Linked DNA regions of Mus musculus: regions 1, 2 and 4 are each linked to region 3. A link is a contact called in ENCODE POLR2A ChIA-PET data. All regions are on one chromosome and are shown on one strand. The core of a region is the stretch at or near the end of the contact, and the rest is flanking DNA. Distances in the headings are between cores, read along the strand shown. Region 1 holds the start of Lsm4 (LSM4 homolog, U6 small nuclear RNA and mRNA degradation associated). Region 2 holds the start of Jund (jun D proto-oncogene). Region 3 holds the start of 2010320M18Rik (RIKEN cDNA 2010320M18 gene). Region 4 holds the start of Rpl18a (ribosomal protein L18A).

What was found. ChIA-PET counts read pairs that join two places held with the same protein, here RNA polymerase II (POLR2A).
Region 1: POLR2A ChIA-PET joins it to region 3 with 18 read pairs in embryonic stem cell. The contact joins the promoter of Lsm4 here to the promoter of 2010320M18Rik in region 3. POLR2A ChIA-PET finds 5 or more read pairs at or near these places in 3 of 5 experiments (Patski and embryonic stem cell).
Region 2: POLR2A ChIA-PET joins it to region 3 with 40 read pairs in Patski. The contact joins the promoter of Jund here to the promoter of 2010320M18Rik in region 3. POLR2A ChIA-PET finds 5 or more read pairs at or near these places in 4 of 5 experiments (Patski and embryonic stem cell).
Region 4: POLR2A ChIA-PET joins it to region 3 with 16 read pairs in embryonic stem cell. The contact joins the promoter of Rpl18a here to the promoter of 2010320M18Rik in region 3. POLR2A ChIA-PET finds 5 or more read pairs at or near these places in 4 of 5 experiments (Patski and embryonic stem cell).

The regions. Positions count from the first base shown.
Region 1 is chr8:70,671,966-70,676,420 of GRCm38, reverse strand. Lsm4 (LSM4 homolog, U6 small nuclear RNA and mRNA degradation associated) reads right to left here and starts at 3,190. Exons shown (of 5, transcript NM_015816.4): 1 at 2,964-3,190. The coding sequence starts at 2,966.
Region 2 is chr8:70,696,437-70,700,821 of GRCm38, reverse strand. It overlaps Jund (jun D proto-oncogene), which reads right to left and starts at 3,083. Exons shown (of 1, transcript NM_010592.5): 1 at 206-3,083. The coding sequence starts at 1,764. The coding sequence ends at 739.
Region 3 is chr8:70,773,834-70,778,311 of GRCm38, reverse strand. 2010320M18Rik (RIKEN cDNA 2010320M18 gene) reads right to left here and starts at 1,450. Exons shown (of 1, transcript NR_029440.1): 1 at 706-1,450. Pik3r2 (phosphoinositide-3-kinase regulatory subunit 2) reads left to right here and starts at 1,600. Exons shown (of 16, transcript NM_008841.3): 1 at 1,600-1,705; 2 at 2,960-3,656. The coding sequence starts at 3,335. Mast3 (microtubule associated serine/threonine kinase 3) reads left to right here. Exons shown (of 26, transcript NM_199308.2): 26 at 1-195.
Region 4 is chr8:70,894,572-70,898,757 of GRCm38, reverse strand. Rpl18a (ribosomal protein L18A) reads left to right here and starts at 1,315. Exons shown (of 5, transcript NM_029751.4): 1 at 1,315-1,399; 2 at 2,446-2,625; 3 at 2,713-2,842; 4 at 3,049-3,158; 5 at 3,251-4,036. The coding sequence starts at 1,382. The coding sequence ends at 3,343. It overlaps Mir7067 (microRNA 7067), which reads left to right and starts at 3,188; the gene lies at 3,188-3,250. Snora68 (small nucleolar RNA, H/ACA box 68) reads left to right here and starts at 2,902; the gene lies at 2,902-2,999.

The DNA of each region.
Region 1 (4,455 bases), core at 1,941-4,440, 100 kb after region 3:
ACCTGGACCTCCCGGACCATTTTGGTCATTTCTCCACAATTTCTGTCACCTGGAACCACAGAAGCGGGGCACAGTCCTCTGTCTGGAGGTAGCTTTTCTGAGGCAGAATCTTGTCATAAGCCCAGGCTGGCCACAGCCTTCTAAATGCACAGGACTGCACACCAGCCTGCTTCACATCCCGTCCATGTGCTTCCAGAACAGGTGACTTGGGTTGCCTGAGCCCCAGGGCTGAGGTCAAGGTGACAGCAAGGCTAGTGACACTTTGCCTTCCAGAGCCAGCATCATAAAGACCAACATAAAGCCAGGTGTGTTGTGCTACACCCGTCATCCCAGTGCCAGGGAGGCTGAGGCAGGGGGATAAGGAATTTTAGATTATTTTCAGCTACAGTCTGAGATCAGCCTGGACTACATTAGACCTGTCTTCAAAATACACAAAAATCAAATTACAGCCAAGCATGCAGTGCACACATTCAATCCCTGCACTGAGAGGCAGAGGCAGGTGAATTATCTATAAGTTCCAGGCCAACTGGGTTACACAGTGAAACAAACAAACAACTACACGAGGGGCTGGAGACATGGCTCAGCAGGTGAGAGCACAGGCTGCTCTTCTGGATGACCTGGGTTCAATTCCCAGCACCCACATGGTAGCTCACACATCTATAACTCCTGTTCCAGGGGGATCCAACACACTCACAGACACATGCATGCAGGCAAAACACATGAAATAAAAATAAATCATTTTAAAAACAGAAGAAACAAACAACAAGAGCCCCAGATCCTCAGGGCCATCATGCCCAGCATGGGGACTTTGGGTCATGAGAGGACTGGGGGAGCCTACAGTACAAGGCCCTTCCCAAGAAGAGCTGAGGGGCGGGGAGGAGTTAGTGGCAGGGAAGTGAAGCTCTAGCCCACTTCCTGCAGAGGCTTCCTGGAAGGGTAGGAGGCAGAGGATGACTTTTGTGAAAATGGCTGGTGGGTGGGTGGGTGGCCTTGGTGATCAGTGACAATGGTGTCCACCCTGATCCTCAAATAAACAGCAGAAAAGAGCCACAGTATAGCATCCTATGGCTAAGCTCCAGGTAGTTGGAGCCATGGTTATCCTTGGCTACAGTGTGAGGCTAACCTGGGCTACATGAGATCCTGTTTCAATAAAGGAATAGAATAGTCAAACTCCCAAATACAAGGCACAGCAAGGGCTCAAGGGCAAACATTGCTAAACAAGAATAGAGGCACACAAAGCTCTTCCGGAACTGCTATGGCCCAGCACAGCCTGGAGGCAGCGATGGCAAGGTCCAGCCTTACTGCTCAACTTTCGTTCCTCCTGCCAGGGCCCCAGCCACCACCCAGGGTGCCCTTCCCTAGACTCTCTGCCCAATCCTGCTGAGCATGTCCCCTCCTGTGGTCAGGACCCTAATGGCCACCCTAGGCTGCCAGCCTGTTTCCAGCTCAGCAGCTGAAGCCGCTCTCTAATTATGGGTGATTAGCATCAGTCTCCCTGGCTAGACACAAGGTCAGTGTGGGCGTGGGCTCTGCTGCAGCAGGGAGGAGCAGTAAACACTTGCTGAACACGCAGGGGTGGGGACACCCAGCACAGGTGCATCCTGTCCAGTGCCACAGGTAAGAAAAGTGTGGTGTAGGGACAGGCCACCACAACCCCCCACTCCCCTACTGTGTGTGCAGTGGGAGAGAGGAATGAAAGAAGTAATTAGGAATGTCTCCCCAAAATGAAGGAAGAAAAAGCTCAGAGTGAAATGGGCCAGGGCAGACAGGGAGGCTGGAGCTGGGATAGTCACAGGCTTTTGAGTGGAGGAGACATAGCTTTACACAGAGCAGCTGCAGGTGTTATAGCCACCCGTTCTGGAATCCAGTCCCAGCACCTCCCATTAGAGGAGCCAGTTCCAGGAAGGGAAATTCCTTCTCAGCCATCATCCAGACTCTCTGGGATCCAGTGTGTAGATGAGATAGCTAAAGAACCAAGTCTAGGGCTCTGAGTTCAGGAATGTTCAGCTGGGACACTCCTGTACCAGCCTGACCGCAGAGATATGGGAGTGTCTGTGCGCACCTGCATGAGGTGGGTGTCCAGTCCTGGACGCACCTGGCCATCCCTTCAGGAAGGCTCAGGGTACACCCAGTGGGGAGTGCTTACCTAGCATGTGTTAGGCCTAGAGTTCCTGCACCACAAAACCCAGGGTCATTCTGGAGTAAAGGCAGGGTCAGGAGTTCACAGTGATGCATGTATACAAATGGAGTTCAAAGGCAGCCTGGGCTATATGAGACCCTGCCTCACATCCTGACTCAAATGTGGAGTATACACGTGTCCTTTCCATACTCCAGTGACTGAAGCAAGAGGATCAGGAGTTTGAGGTTAGCCTGGATTATGTCAGTTCAGATCAGAAAGCCTAACCAAAAAACAAACCAAATATCCTACCATCAAGAACTGGGGAGATGGGAATATGTGGCTCTCCTCACTTAGGCCAACGCGCCCCTCGACAGAGCAGGGGGAAACCTGGCCTCCTTTACTTGTTTATGCCAGGTCTAAGAGTCCCCAAACTGAGGAGGCCTGAGCCTAAACTAGGAGAAAAAAAAAATCCTTTCTTCCTGAGCAAGACATGCTGTGTGTCCCAGGGAGAGAATCAACCCGCTCTCTGAGCTGGATTTCCAGCCAAAGGCGTGGGCAGCTGAGGTCAGACACCAGATAAGCATCAAGAGGGCAACGAAGCCCACGTGAGCCATTAAGCCCGCCCATTTCCCGGAAACGCAGCTTTCCTATCAATGACGGTGACAAGCCCCGGAAACGATCATAGTCCCTCTTCCGGTCGCAAAAACCGTGTCCATCAAGAGATAAATCCCCAACGGTGACCGTCTGGGGCCCTGGAGGGACACCGGTCACTCCGGCCTCAGTTTCCCCCATCTCTCAGCAGCCCGAAGACCCTGCGCGCGCCCCTCCGCCTCGCGGCCCTCACCATCTTCCCTGCAGCGATAACTTCCGCCGCGGCACAGACACACGCGCTCCCACCGGCGGCCCACCGCGCGCCCCAGACTGAAAAAGACTGGCAGAAACTATGACCAATCAGCGAGCAGCTCAACGGACATCTATCCAATCGGGACGGGCTAGGGCGGTACCTACGGAACAAGACGGACGGCCTCACCGTATTTCTACGGTGGGATTGAGAGGTAGCCGTAAAGTGCGACACTAGAACGACGCAAAAGGCCGCAGCACAAGTTACGCCCACTACGGGGTGTATGTTGGGAAAGGGCGCCTGCGCAGAGGTGCTCTCCTGGATCTGGTTCGGCGCCTAATTCGGCGCCACACTGTGGGCGAAGCTGGCTAATGCATGCGAGTCGCGCGGTGCCTATTTTGCGCTCCTAGCCTTTCATTCTTTGTTTTGTTTTGTTTTGTTTTCGAGACATTGCTTCTCTGTGTAGCTCTGGCTGTTCCTGGAACTCACTCTAGACCAGGCTGGCCTCGAACTCAGAAATCCGCCTGCCTCTGCCCACCAAGTGCTGGGATTAAAGGCGTGCGCCACCACTGCCCAGCTCTAGCCTTCCATTCTTGCCCTTATGGATCTCTTTGTCTTTACCAACTCAAATAGAATCTTTGAACACGAACGGCAGGTCTGGCGTTCCCTGGCGACAGGAAGTGAAAACAAATCTCTGGGATTTTCCTGTTTTGAGATGGGCTTCTGTGGCAGCTGAAGCTAGCCGATCATGAACTTGCATTAGACCCCGACTCGGCTTCTCCACTGCTGGATGGCCACTGTGGGCCATCAAGCTTTAATCCTTGCTTTAAAAAAAATCATTATCATTTTGGGAGGAACATAGTGTTTCTCTGTACATCCCTAGCTGGCCTTGAACACACAATGTAGACCAGGCTGGTATCGACCTTCCAGAGATCCTAGTGAGTGCTGGGATTGCAGGTGTGCACCACCATGGTTTAATGTGTCTTCTTGAGCTACAAATTCAGGTTCTCATGCTTGCCCAGTAGGGGTGCCAAAGAATGATATTCCGGACTCAAATAGTATGAAAACTCAAAGAGTGTCTTATTATGCAGAAGTTGAGCATGCTGGAGTCTCGAATTACCAAAATAGACACCCATGTTAACTTGGAGGTTTGATTTAAAGCACATTAGGAAATTCCGGGGCAGGTGACCTCTATGTTAATCTGTGAGGTCCATCTCTATGGACGTTCCATGGCAGGGCTGCGGGGGCTGGAAACTTACTGGGGAGGTCTGGAAACTGTTGCTTACCCATTGTCCTTGCCTCAGGCCAGGTGGTGGGGCAGCTTCTGAGGCCTGGACTTGTCTGGAATTGGCCAGTTCTTGGAAACAGATTTAGGCCACCTCTCCTTAACTGCCAGTTTGAAGCTTGTCATGAAGTCAGCCTAGCCTTCTCATCAGGAAGCATTTTTACCCATGGAGCCATCTCCTAGCCCTTCTATTTATTTTTATTTTCTTTG
Region 2 (4,385 bases), core at 1,834-4,333, 79 kb after region 3:
CCTGGGCCGACAGCGTGCACCTAGGTGGCGCTCGCTGCGCAGCAGATGTGCAGGCACGGCCCGCGCCCACGCCGCGTTCCCCCCCCCCAGGGGGGGGGGGAAGAAGGGGAGGAAAGAGGTTAGAGGAGGAGGGAGGGGGATGGGAGAGGGCTAGCCCCGCCCACCCTCAGCCCAGGCGGGGGAAGAAGGAGGCGGACAGCCAAGCTGGCGTAACGAAGACTTTACTGAAAACACAAAACCGGCGAACCAAGGATTACGGAACAGGAATGTGGACTCGTAGCAAAACAAAACCAAACAAAAAGAGAGGGGATGGTGTCGGGAGGAGAGAGAGCGGGGGGGGGGGGAGGGGAGAGGGTTTTTTTTTTCTTCTTCCCGTTTCTTTAAAAAACCAACACAAGGAAACACACACTCAACACGCAACCAACGTTTGTTCCCGAGTAGAAACATAAATAGGGCGGAATCGGACACTCCCGTTCTCTCTTCCAAAAGGCAAAAAAAAAAGGAAAGGCAGAGCGTGAGGCTGCGCGCCCCTTAGAGCCCCTACTCGGAGGTACAAAGGGGCAGCCACGCGCAGGACTGGGGGTAGAGAGGCGGCGCGAGGGCGGGGGTCGTGCGCTCGGGTTCCCCATCCAGAGTTAAGGGGGGTCCGGCTTGTCGAGTCCGGGGGCACCGAGTCTCGAAAGAGTCCGGGGCGCCCCCCCACCGCAGCTAGTCCGCGCATGCGCCCCGCGCTCGGGCTCAGTACGCCGGGACCTGGTGCTGGGGCAGCAGCTGGCAGCCGCTGTTGACGTGGCTGAGGACTTTCTGTTTGAGCTGCGCCACCTGCTCGCGCAGCAGGCTGGCGGTGGACGCCAGCTCGGTGTTCTGGCTTTTGAGGGTCTTGACTTTCTCCTCCAGGCGCGAGATACGCTCCAGCTTGCGCTTGCGGCATTTGGAGGCGGCGATGCGGTTGCGCAGCCTCTTGCGCTCCGCCTTGATGCGTTCTTGCGTGTCCATGTCGATGGGCGACAGCGGAGGGCTGTCGCCGAAGCTCGGCACGTCCGGCACGGTCTGCGGCTCGTCCTTGAGCGCGGCCAGGCGCGGTGGATGCGGAGGTGGCGGCGGCCCCAGCGCGCCCGGGGGCGGCGGGAAGGGCACTGGCTCCGCGGCGAAAGCCACGGTGGCCGCGCCCCCAGGGGGCCCGGCGCCACCCGCGAAACTGCTCAGGTTGGCGTAGACCGGGGTCTCCGTGGCCCCGGGGGTGGCGGCCAGGTCGGCGGGCGCGGGAGGCGCGGGAGCCCCTGAGGTGGCCGCGGTGGCCGCACCCAGCTGGCTTTGCTTGTGCAGGTCCTCCAGCGCCTTGACGAAGCCTTCGGCGAACTCCTGCTCCTCGCTAGCTGCCACCTTCGGGTAGAGGAACTGCGTACTGGTCGGGGTAGTGGTCACCAGCCCGTTGGACTGGATGATCAGCCTCTCCAGCTCCGGCGACGCGAGTTTGAGCAGCCCAAGATCCGGCGAAGCCAGCAGCCCGTCGGGGGCGCCGTCGGGGCGCAGCGCAGAAGGTGCAGTGGCCGACCCTGGTTTCAATCCCGCCGCTCCCTGCTCCGCCAGGCTGAGCGTCAGCGCGTCTTTCTTCAGCATGCTGCTCGTCGGGGGCGCCCCGGGGAAAGCGCGGCCCGGGGGCGCGAAGCCACCACCGCCGGGGGCCCCAGTAGCACCAGCGACGCTCGACGCACCCGCAGCCAGGCCGCTCAGCGCCTCCTCGCCATAGAAGGGCGTTTCCATCCCCACCTTCCCCCGCCGCGCTCGGCCCCGGGGCGGGGGGAGTGGCCGCGGCCTCCCCGGGGGGCCCCGTATGCCCCCCAGTCCGCTGCCCGTACAGACCGGCTCCGATGCCGGCCGCTCTGCCCCGCGCCGCCCGCGCGCACTCTTATAGCCTCGGCCCCCGCGATGAGCTCACCGCCCCCGCTCGCCATTGGCGCGAGGTGACGTCGTTGATTTGCATAAAGGGGCGGGAGCGGGACGCCCTCGCCTGGTGGCGGCCGCTGTTGCCAAGAGCGACGCTCGCTACATGGCACAACAACGCGCTGCATTGTGGGTTGACGTCATGGGGGTGGGGCTGAACGCGGTTTGGCCGGGTCACCACGCCCAGCTTGGATTGCCGGGCAGGCTCTGTCCCTACCCTGCTGTTTCTTGCCTCTCCTCCCTTTCTCTTCCTCCCCTCTTTACTTCCCTCTAGATCTTGCCTCTCTGTTTCTCAAACTGGACCTCATCTGTGCGTCTATCTCTCCCCTGTCTCTGGCACTTCTGTGGCGTGATGTGTGGAGCCTCATAAACCCAGGCCCTCTGTGAAGCCACGCCCCGCGTCACGCCCACCGAAGGCACGCCCCTCGGGGGCCGGGCGCCGGCCAGGGTTCCTCCGGCTGGGAGCTGGCAGGTGTGGGCAGGAAGGGGGAGGCAGAGGAGGGTCCCTTGGAGAGTCCCCACAACTACTTAGCTCCTTGTCAGTTTCACAGGGTGGAGTCGAACGCCCTAAAAGCTGACCTCCTGCCTTTTCCTTGGGGAAACTGAGGATGGGATGTGTGGAGTCCAACTGCAGCCAGGGTAGCCATCAGTTGTAGGTTTTTTTCTTGATCTCGGTGAAAAAAAATTTTTTTAATCTTTGTTTTGGGTCAAGACAGGATCTCATCCTCTAGACTCCGCTATTCATGAACTTAACTTCAGTCCCCCTGTTTCATATTCCCAAGTGTGGCAGTAACAGGCCTGAGTCTCTTAACCTCGGCCTACAGATCTCGGTTTTTATTTTACATGCTGGTGTGTTTGTCTGTGTGGTTGTGTATCTGTGTTTGTCTGTGTAGGTATCTGTGCTTTGTGTGTGTGTGTGTCCAGGAAGGTCAGAGGAGAGTTGGGAGTCTGTTCTCCCCGGTGTGGCACTCTGGCTGTCCGACTTGGGTGCAGTCACGTTTACTTTCTAAGCCTACCCTATGGCCCTGGATTGGGACGTTTTGAAACAGAATCTCACTCTGTACCCCAGAATGACCTCCCGAACCCCCCAAAATCTCACCTCAGGCTTCTGGATGACTAATATATGCCATTGTGCCTTGCTTCGGTTTCAGTTATTAGGACACCCTGTACCCTAGCTGACCAAGACTGAGGGTGATTTCACTGCCTCAACGTGAAAGACGTGCCCATCACCTCATCTTAGCATGAGATTTGAGTCTTGGGTTTGTTGAGTTTTACTTTGTGTTTTGAGCAAGGATCTCTCACCTTCCAGCTGGGGCTGGCTGGGAACTTACAGATGTGGACCTGCTAAGTGCTAGAGTTAAAGGGCACTATGCAAAAGCTGTAACCCAGGTTGACCTGGGGCTCCTGCTGATGGAAGTTCTGGGGTGAGCTTGTGGGGTTTTTTTTGTTTTGTTTTGTTTTTGCCTTTGTTTTGAGACAGAATTTTTCTGTAGCTCAGGCTAGACTTGAGAAGTGATCCTTCTGCCTTCTATGTGCTGTAAGGACAGGCATTTACCACACATTTGTCCTCCCAAGGACAGAACTAGGGTGCCAGGCCTCTGGACAGCCATGGCAGTACACGTTTTTACTCTTGACTCTTCTAGAGCCTGAGGTGGGTCCCAGAGTGGAGCCTGCAAATGAGAATCCGGACTGGTAATTACCCTCTTAATTAGTACAGTATGCCACCAGGCCTGATGCAGGCTTTTCTGCTTGCTGGGAACGGAGGTGGAAGAGGTGGGAGCAACAAGTCCCAGCACACTCAACACAACCCTTAGAAGACCAGAGAGGAGTCTCATCCCTTCTCTGTGACTCCTCTCCAATCTGTACCCCATTGGAGCTCCTTTGCACCTCAGGACCTTCGCCCAGGCCATTGAGGCCTCAGAGGGTTCTCCCCCCTCCCCCCAAACCCCCGCCCGAGCCTTGACCAGTTGTTGCCTCAGAGAGCCACACACCCAGGTTTTATCCCCTTTTGTAGGCAAGTGACCATCCAGAAAGATAGAGTGGACTCTCCCCTCACCACACACGTGGGGTTTGCGCTTCGCGAGCCATATCCCAGCCAGCACCCCCTCCCCCGCCCCCCGCCAAACGACTGAGCCAGCTAGTGCTGGCCCAACGCCAGCCAGCCCCCGGCGCCAGGCCTGCCTCTCCCCGGGGCCGTACGGAGCTTGGCGGAGCGCGCGAGGCTCCGCCCTGACCTTGGGACTTGGCCTTGGCGGGTGGGGGATGGGCGGGCGTGCGCTCTGGAGGCGGTGGTTTGAGCTGACTGGGGACAGGTTTACGTACCAAATTAAGTTTTACCTCTGTTGAGACTCACTTTCCCTATCAGGCAAGGAGAGCATTTTGTAGTGGCATGGAAAATGTAAAGAAATAGTAAGACCTGAACATTTTTGGTTGCTTTTCGA
Region 3 (4,478 bases), core at 201-2,700:
TAGCAGCCATGTAGTAGGTTGCCAGTGGTGCAGCTCTACACACTCCACGAGGGGAATTCGCAGGCACTCAAACCCTCTGCACCTCCCTGACTCGCAGCCAGTACCTTCTGCTGGAAGGGAGACCAAGGCTGTGCATGAGTAGCCCTCTACCCATCTTGGAGCTGGCATCAAATAAAGTCCCATGAAGACATCTGATACTGGTGTGTGCATTTGTGAGTGGCTGGGGGTAGGGAAAAACTGATGGCTCGATATCATCTAAGTGAGTTTTGTTGGCTGTATAGGGGTTTGGTTAAACACTTAATCCAAGCCAGCCTGCATCCCAGCTACCTAGCAGGCTGGGATCCTGGCTAGGGCAATAGGGCAAAATCTCATCTCTAAAATGAAGTGTTTCCAGGCATGGCTGTATACACATGTAATCCTAACACTTGGAGGTGGGGGCGTGGGGAGGCACGAAGCAGAAGGATCATGAGTTCAGATACAGCCTGGGCTAATAACAAGACCCTGTTTCAAATAATAAAGCCAAAGGAATCAATGATTAAAAGCACTGGCTGCTCTTCTAGAGGACCCAGGTTGTATTCCCAGCACCTACATGGCAGCTCACAGCCGTAACTCAAGTTCTAGAGCATCCGATGTCTCTTCTAACTTCCACAGACACCAGGTACTCACAAGGCGCACAGTTGAACATGAAGAAAAACACAAAATCTTAAAAAGGAAAAATCCAAAACGCTGGGCGTCATAGCTCTTGCTTTTAATTCCAGTCGGGTTATACGCGGCTGTAATTTACTGAACCTGGATCCTGTGCAAGAGCAGTGAGCATGCTTAACTGCCGAACTCTCGCTGCAACCCCTCCGTCCCAATTTTCTACCCTAGTCTTTGCGGTGAGCTAAAATAGATAAATGAATCCCTCGGAAATCAGCCGAACAAGCTCGGCAACTTCTGGTTCTCTCCGTCTCGCCAGAGTCTGTCCGTATTTCCGGAAACAATCTCGCTTCCGGACGCTGATAAGCCGCATTCTCGCGCGTGTTGGGCCGGAGACACTTCGGCTGTTTCCGGACGCCTAGGGTTGTCATGGCAGTGCCTTCGCCTTCCATTCCTTCCACCAGCGGCTCTCCATTGAGGGTACAGCTGCCGAGCTCGTCCAGTGGACCTTCGGCAATTTCCGGAAGCTATCGGCGGCCTCCGAGTCAACTCCCAAGGCCTGGAGTTGAGGTCGTTCGGTTCCTCCCAGACACATTCCGCGGTCTGGCAGGTTCACGACTTCGTAAAAAACACAAACAAACCCCTGTTATGGCACGTTCTGCTGCTTCCGGAATGGCTCGGGTATCTCAGAGTCCCAAGTCCACCGAGCCCAGCTTCGGACCGAATGCGTTCCCGACCCTTCCGCTTTCTAGTGTTTTCGTGAGCCTCCGACGGCCGTGCTCGGCTGTCTCCGACCAGCCTCGGCTGTCTCGTGGCAAAGCCCAGCCTCCCATTCCCGCGGGAGCACACTCGGCAGCTTCCGGAGGCTTGCCCGCGTGCCTCGGTCTTCGGGCTCCGCCTCGTGTGGGGGGAAAGGCCCGCCCTCCCGACCCGAGTGCGCTCGGCTATTTCCGCCTGGGGGCGGGCCCGAAGGCTTGGAACCGCGGCGACGGTGGCTGACGCAGGGATCCCGCGGCTGCGGCGACGGCGGCGGCGGTCGTGGTGGTGGCGACGGCGGCCGGAGTGGGTGAGTCGATGGTGGTGGGGAGGACCCGAGGAGAGAAGGAGCCGCACAAAACCGGGCTCCGAGCTGAGCGTGGGGCTGTGCAGCCTGCGGGGTAGAGACAGGGTCTCTAAGGCCGGGAGGTCCCCGCCCGCAACGGGGCGGAGAGCGGGACACGACCCCGGATCCGGCCACTTCCGTCGTCCAGGGGTCTTCGGGGTGCACGAGGGTCTAGGGGCCCGTCTGTGTGAGCACACAGACTATGCGTGCATCGTAGGCCCCTCCTTTTGCATTGGGGGTTCCGCGATACCCTCCCCCCATGGTGTGCAGACGTGCTCGGCACGGGGGCGGGCAGACGGGTGGCTTTCTTAGGAGAGGCCTCTCCGACCCTCAGTTTCCCTACCTATAACATGCAGGCCACAAGAGGCCGGACAGTGAGTCACACCGGATACCCTGGACCACAAAGCCTTAAGTCCCTCTAGGACACCTGCACCGGGTCCCCGAGATCTGGGGATGAAGCCCAGACCCTCCCCTTGGCACGCTAAACGCCTTTTTCATGGCTTCTTTCTGAAAGCCTCTGCATCCTAGACAGGCGTCTTCCACCATCGGGCCTTTGCAGGAACCGGTCTGTCTATGCATTGCCCTGTCCCTATACGAGGACCTGTCAGCCTTGCTCCCCCAGGAGGATGCACAGAAGACCCAACTGCAGGCTGGAATGGGGACCCAGGCTAGGACCCAATGTGGGGTGTCCAGCTCCTGTCCCCATCCTACTGTGGCACTAAGGTGACCATGGTTCTTCTTGACACCTCCCCTCTCTTGCATCACCAGAGAGCCCCAGGCTAAGGCAAGCTGGGGACACCCCTGCACCCTGTCTCAACCTCCCCTGCAGGAACCAAGGCTTCTGTTTCCTTGGATGCCCACCCAGGCCACAGCTCTTGATAGGCCATGTCCACTGCTCAGGTGTTCAACCCCTTCTTGGGGTTCCCCAATAACCCCAAGTCTAACTGGCCATGTGGTCACTGTCTTTGTTCCTGCCTTGAACTTGGGTGCATCTGTGGTTGGCTTCCTCCTGATGAGTGGGGTTCTTCAGAGAGCTCTGAACTTCAGTTCCCACAACCCTAGTGGGGACAGCAAAGCATTCAGCTCCCAGCACCCCGAAGAAAGGCTGTCAGTGTGGCCTCTCGGATGGGGAGACTAATCAGTAGTGGGACAGGGGCCAGCCCCAAGGTCACTGGGGGATTCTGTCCTGGCTCACTCCGCCTTGTCCATGTCCTTTAGGCTGGTGTTCCCGGCTGAGCATGGTAGCAGCCTGTGGTCTGGGTCCCTTCGTCTGGTGTCAGGCACATCTTGAAGAGCCAGTAAGCCTGGGCACCCACAGCCCAGCTAATGAAGGAGTGATCCACCTATCCCAGCTTGACCATCTGATGGGTGACACAAGCCAAATAATTTGAGAAAACACCAGGAACATCATTGCACAGGTGACTAAATGGTGGCCTCTGTGACAGATGGCCATCTAGGCATGTGCGGCCCCCGAGGTCGCCTGTGACTTCTGGAAGTAGAGGTCTACAAGCCCACCACACAGGCCGCACCAGCCCATGGGGTCCCTAGAGCCCCGGGGAGCCAGCTGACGGTCCAGAACCCCCCAGGCCAGCCATGGCAGGAGCCGAGGGCTTCCAGTACAGGGCTGTGTACCCATTCCGCCGGGAGCGGCCTGAAGACCTGGAGCTGCTCCCTGGGGACCTCCTGGTGGTGAGCCGGGTGGCCCTACAGGCACTTGGTGTGGCTGATGGAGGAGAGCGCTGCCCACACAATGTGGGCTGGATGCCTGGCTTCAACGAGCGCACCCGACAGCGAGGGGACTTCCCCGGGACATACGTGGAGTTCCTAGGACCCGTGGCTCTGGCTCGACCAGGCCCTCGCCCACGGGGGCCCCGTCCGTTGCCCGCCAGGCCCTTGGATGGATCTTCTGAGTCAGGTGAGCAGACACCGTGGAGAAGGAATGAGTCCACTCAGACTGTTCTGTGGTCTCTTTTCTCTGGTGAATGTAGGGTACTTGTGTTGGGACGCTGCTGTCAGTGAGCTCACCCCTGGAGCCAGGTCCTGGTCAGGCTTCTTATTCAGGAAGTGAGAATGTGTCACTCTGGTGACCAGAGTGGTGAGGAGTTGAGGGCTTAGGCCCTCCAGGCACAGAGCACAACTCCTGCAAAGGCCCCTATGTGAGCTTCTAACCTTGTTCTTACTGAGCCATAATGCCAGAAAAGGTGGGATGTCTGGCCTTAGTGTGCTGCAGAGTGGGAGGCAAGGACCCCACAAACCTGTTGAAGACAATCAGGCAGCCGGAAGTGGAGGTGCATGCCAGTAATCCCAGCATTGAGAAGGCTGAGGCAGGAGGATCACAGAATGTTCTAAGACTAGCTATGTGGCTTCGATGTCTAATGCAGACAGTTACATGGCTGTAGCCCCTCACTTGGGGTGGGTGGATCTGCAGCACAGCTGAGGCCTGGGAGGTTGGCTCAGGCCACGCAGCATCTGGCGTCCCCAGAGCCCAGGCCTGGCCCTGAGAGCTGCAGGGCCCCAGCCCATCCGGGCTCACAGCCAGAGCCTGTGGCTGCCCCAGTAACAGCCGCCTCCCTCCCCAGGCTGGCCAAGGTCCAGCCATCTCAAATGCCCCGCCTCACCCTCAAACCTTCAGGACTGAGGGCGGCCCTCTGCAGGCTCAGTTTCCCCACCAGCAAAGGCCGCACCTCCGAGTCCTGAAGAACCACCTGGAACCACTCAGCCAGCTCCTCCTGCATCT
Region 4 (4,186 bases), core at 66-2,565, 120 kb before region 3:
ATCAAAGCCCAGACCAAGGTTAAGGCTGGGCCTGTGGATACCAACTTTTTCCTCACACAGCTGTTTCTCCATTCCTTTCCCTGTGCCCTCTCAGGGCACAGCTTGCACCCCAGCATCTGTCCTGCATCTTACAGAATGTATCTACCCCACTTCAGCAGCCTCCAGAACACAGGTTGGAGCAATGTGTTCCAGCAGAGGTGGACTGTGTCCTAGCCTGCCCATTGCACACCGACATGTTATTAAGCTGTTTATTTTGGGGTGGGAAGGCTGTAAGATGAGATCTTTCTGTGTAGCCAAGGCCATCTTTCCTGAGCCTCCTGGCTCACTCTCCCATTTGTAAGACCTCAGGCATGCAACACCACGCCCAATTTCTAAATCTTACAACTATCTTATGGGACGGGGAGTGTTAATGCGGCTGGGGAAACTGAGGGATCACACTTGAATGCGCCTGAGCACAATGGAAATGGGGGACCTAGAAGCACACATCCCAGCATTGCATTGCGTTGCGGCTGAGCCAAAAAACGCGCTCGCCACCTAGTGGCCATTAGCGGAAACACACGGCGGATATTGTCGCCTTCAGGTACAGGACCTGGCCAGGAAAATGACAAAGTTAAGACAGAGTGACACAGCTCTGATACAATTCTATAAAGAAAATAGTTACGTGGGCTGGCAGGTGGCACACTCCAGCATCCCAAGAACTAGGAAGAGGCAGGAGAATTACAGTGAGTTACAGGCTAGTTTGGGCTACATTATCTCAATAAACAGTAAAAAACAAACAAACAAACCAAACTAATGACAGAGAAAAAGATAGATGGGGCTGGAGAGAGAACAGCAGTAGCTAAGAGCACATACAGGGATCGATTCCCAGCATTCACCTCACAACTTTTAACTCCAGCACTGAGGAACTGACGCCCTCTGCGGGCCTCCGAGGCACCAGACACGAAGGTGGTGCAAGCAAATAAAAAAGATGGATGATGGGTCATAGATGGGTAGATACACAGAAGGATGATGTAGAAAGTGGGAAGAAAAAGATGAAAAAAGAGAGAGACAGAGAGAACTAAAAATCCGGAATCTAACTAGGAACCACGATTACGCGTAGACTCCCAGGATCCCTCGCGCACGACGATGGGGCGTCCCGGGAGAAACTTGCAAAGGCCCGTCGCGCTGCTCTCTGGGAACTGTAGTCTCCGTGAAGAGAGGCGGGACTTATACGTAGCTGATCGGTACCCAATAAAAAAGCCAAGAACTTAGACCGCTACTAGCTGTACCCAATGGAAGCACCGCATCAGGAGGGCGGGACTTCCGTCAGAGACCATGGTGAGAGCCTGCGCGAAAGACAACACTTCCTTTTGTGACTGGCGGTGAACGAGTGCGCAGTGCCATGAAGGCCTCGGGCACGGTAAGGAGGCCGCGGCGGGGCAAAAGGTGCGGCGTTGGCGGCAGGGCCGCTCGGGTTGGCTGTGTCCTCCGGGGTGGTGGTGCGTTCGTCGCGAGGGTCCCTCAGCGGTTACGGGCAGCTCTCCTCGCCCACAGCCTCCTTGCGGCCAACATGGCGGCCGCCGCGTGCTGGGCGGCCGAGGACGGAGCGGGTTAGATCGGGGTGCACCGGAAGGCCCTCCGCCTTTTCGTGTATATCAGCGTTACACTCCTTTTCGTTGCCAAATCTAGCCCCGTGGTTCTTTTAGTCTTTTTTTCCTTCGAGACAGGGTTTTCTCTGTAGCCCTGGCTGTCCTGGAACTCACTCTGTAGACCAAGCTGGCCTCGAACTCAGAAATCCGCCTGCCTCTGCCTCCTGAGTGCTGGGATTAAAGGCGTGTGACACCACGCCCGGCTGGCTTGTTTTAGTCTCTTATGAGGTTTAAAGCTAACCTGGTCTATTTAGACTGGAGTGGACACGCGGCCCGCCTTAGGTTTAGAGAGCATTTGGTAAGCTTGCGGCCTGTCCCCAGCGCTGGCTACACCGAGCCTGCTGCCACTTATCTCGGCACTTGAAATCGAAGCAGAGCGTCGCTAGAATCATCCTTAGCTAGTTCTAAAGGCTGGCTGACGGTAGCCTAGGGTGCCGGATCTCATACTGGCCCCGGTGTGTTGGACACAATCCTTCGGACTCTTGGTGAAAAGCTAGTCTGGAATCGTCAATTAGTCCCAATCCAGAGACAGTTTCTCTGTAGAACAAATGGCCTTTTTCCTGCTCTGGGATTAAAGACGTGAGCCACCTTTGCCATCTTGGCCTGGAGTTTCAGGGAGAGCAGAGCAGCCTGCCACATGTAGACCCTGAGGCAGCTTCGTAGCGGAGCACAAGCCTTCTGACTTGCCTCACACTGGGCTCGAGTGTATGAGCCCACTTTGGACACCCCTGCCTGTGGGAGGACTGAATCTCAGGCCGGCTCTGCCTCCACACCCCTCCCCCACATAGACAACTTTCTCTCCTGACATGTCTTTCAGCTTCGGGAGTACAAGGTGGTGGGGCGCTGCTTGCCAACCCCAAAATGCCACACACCACCACTGTACCGTATGCGAATCTTTGCACCCAACCATGTGGTGGCCAAGTCCCGCTTCTGGTACTTTGTGTCACAGCTGAAGAAGATGAAGAAGTCATCCGGGGAAATTGTGTACTGCGGACAGGTGAGGTCTGGGGCCCCACAGGATGCCGGTCGCTGGGTACCATCAGAGCCAGGGCAGCACTCCTCATGTCCTCCCTACTCCCCACAGGTGTTTGAGAAGTCACCCCTGCGTGTGAAGAACTTTGGCATCTGGCTGCGCTATGACTCCCGCAGTGGCACACACAACATGTATCGGGAGTACAGGGACCTGACCACTGCTGGTGCAGTCACACAGTGCTGTGAGTCTCCAACCCTCTGCCAATTTCTGGCACCCAACCCAAGAACTGTCGCTGCCTGTAGCGGCTGTTTAAATAGTGGTGCACACAGCAAAGGGGCTTCGTCGCCTTTGGGGGGCTGTGCAGTGCCCCCCAGAGTGAATCAGTAGGCTCTACAGAATGTGGGGGCATTCTGGGTGGCTGGGGCTGATTTTCTTTTCTTTCCACAGACCGAGACATGGGTGCCCGACACCGTGCCCGTGCCCACTCCATCCAGATCATGAAGGTGGAAGAGATTGCAGCTGGCAAGTGCCGCCGGCCAGCTGTCAAGCAGTTCCACGTGAGTGACCCCGAGTGTGGGGCTGACGCAGGGCTGCAGGGGGTGGTTGCACACGGACAGTCTCTGGACACTGATTGCTTCCCTCCCCACAGGACTCCAAGATCAAATTCCCACTGCCCCACCGTGTGTTGCGGCGCCAGCACAAGCCACGCTTCACCACCAAGAGGCCCAACACCTTCTTCTAGACACAGAGACCCACTGAATAAAAACTTGAGACTGTCCTTGCTTGTTTGCTTCTATGTCCCTGGAGAGGTCCCAGTTGGTCCCGTCCCTAACAACATGCTAGCCCTGCTCACCTGCCTGTCAGCCTTGCTCAGTGGCATCTTTCCATAGGTGTGTATCCCCTTAGATTAGCTTCAGCCCCACTACGATTTGTCTAGGACATAGCCTGAGCCCTGCCTGTGACACTGAGGGGTAGCAGTCTGTTTCTGGACTCCAGGGTGCTGCTGTCTCAGGCCTAAGAATTCCAGACATGACTATAATCCAAGCCTGGGGACCTGGTTGAGCTTTTTATCCTGCTGGCTCTAAGCTTCAGCTAGGTGGAAATGAGGCCAGCCAAGCCCCACAGTGAGCTTGCAAGCTTTAGATGGGGACAGGGTTACGCTTTGGTGAATGATGGAGGAAACATGGGGGTTCCTTTTGTTGGGTGCAGCCAGCACGGCATCATCATGGTGCCCAATCTTGAAAGGGCACAGGCCTGAAGCTTCCTGGGACTGTTCTGTCACAGGGAGGAACCTACTGCAGTTGCCTACAATTGCTACCTCTGAGGGACTTGCCTCTGGCCCCTTGTAGACATTTCCATGTCTACACATGGCCCAGAGTACTTTCAGGGATAGCAATGTGTGAATGGCACTTAGAAGATAACATGTGAAAGCCATAAGAGGGCATCTGGTCTATAGATGATTCTTTTTCCCATTAAGTCCATTGGTCCCACATCAAAGGAATGGGTGACCCCTCAGACTGCATTGCTTCCCTGTGCAGAGTAGAACCAGTGGCTGCTGCTTTGGAACCTTGAAGAATCCATGAAA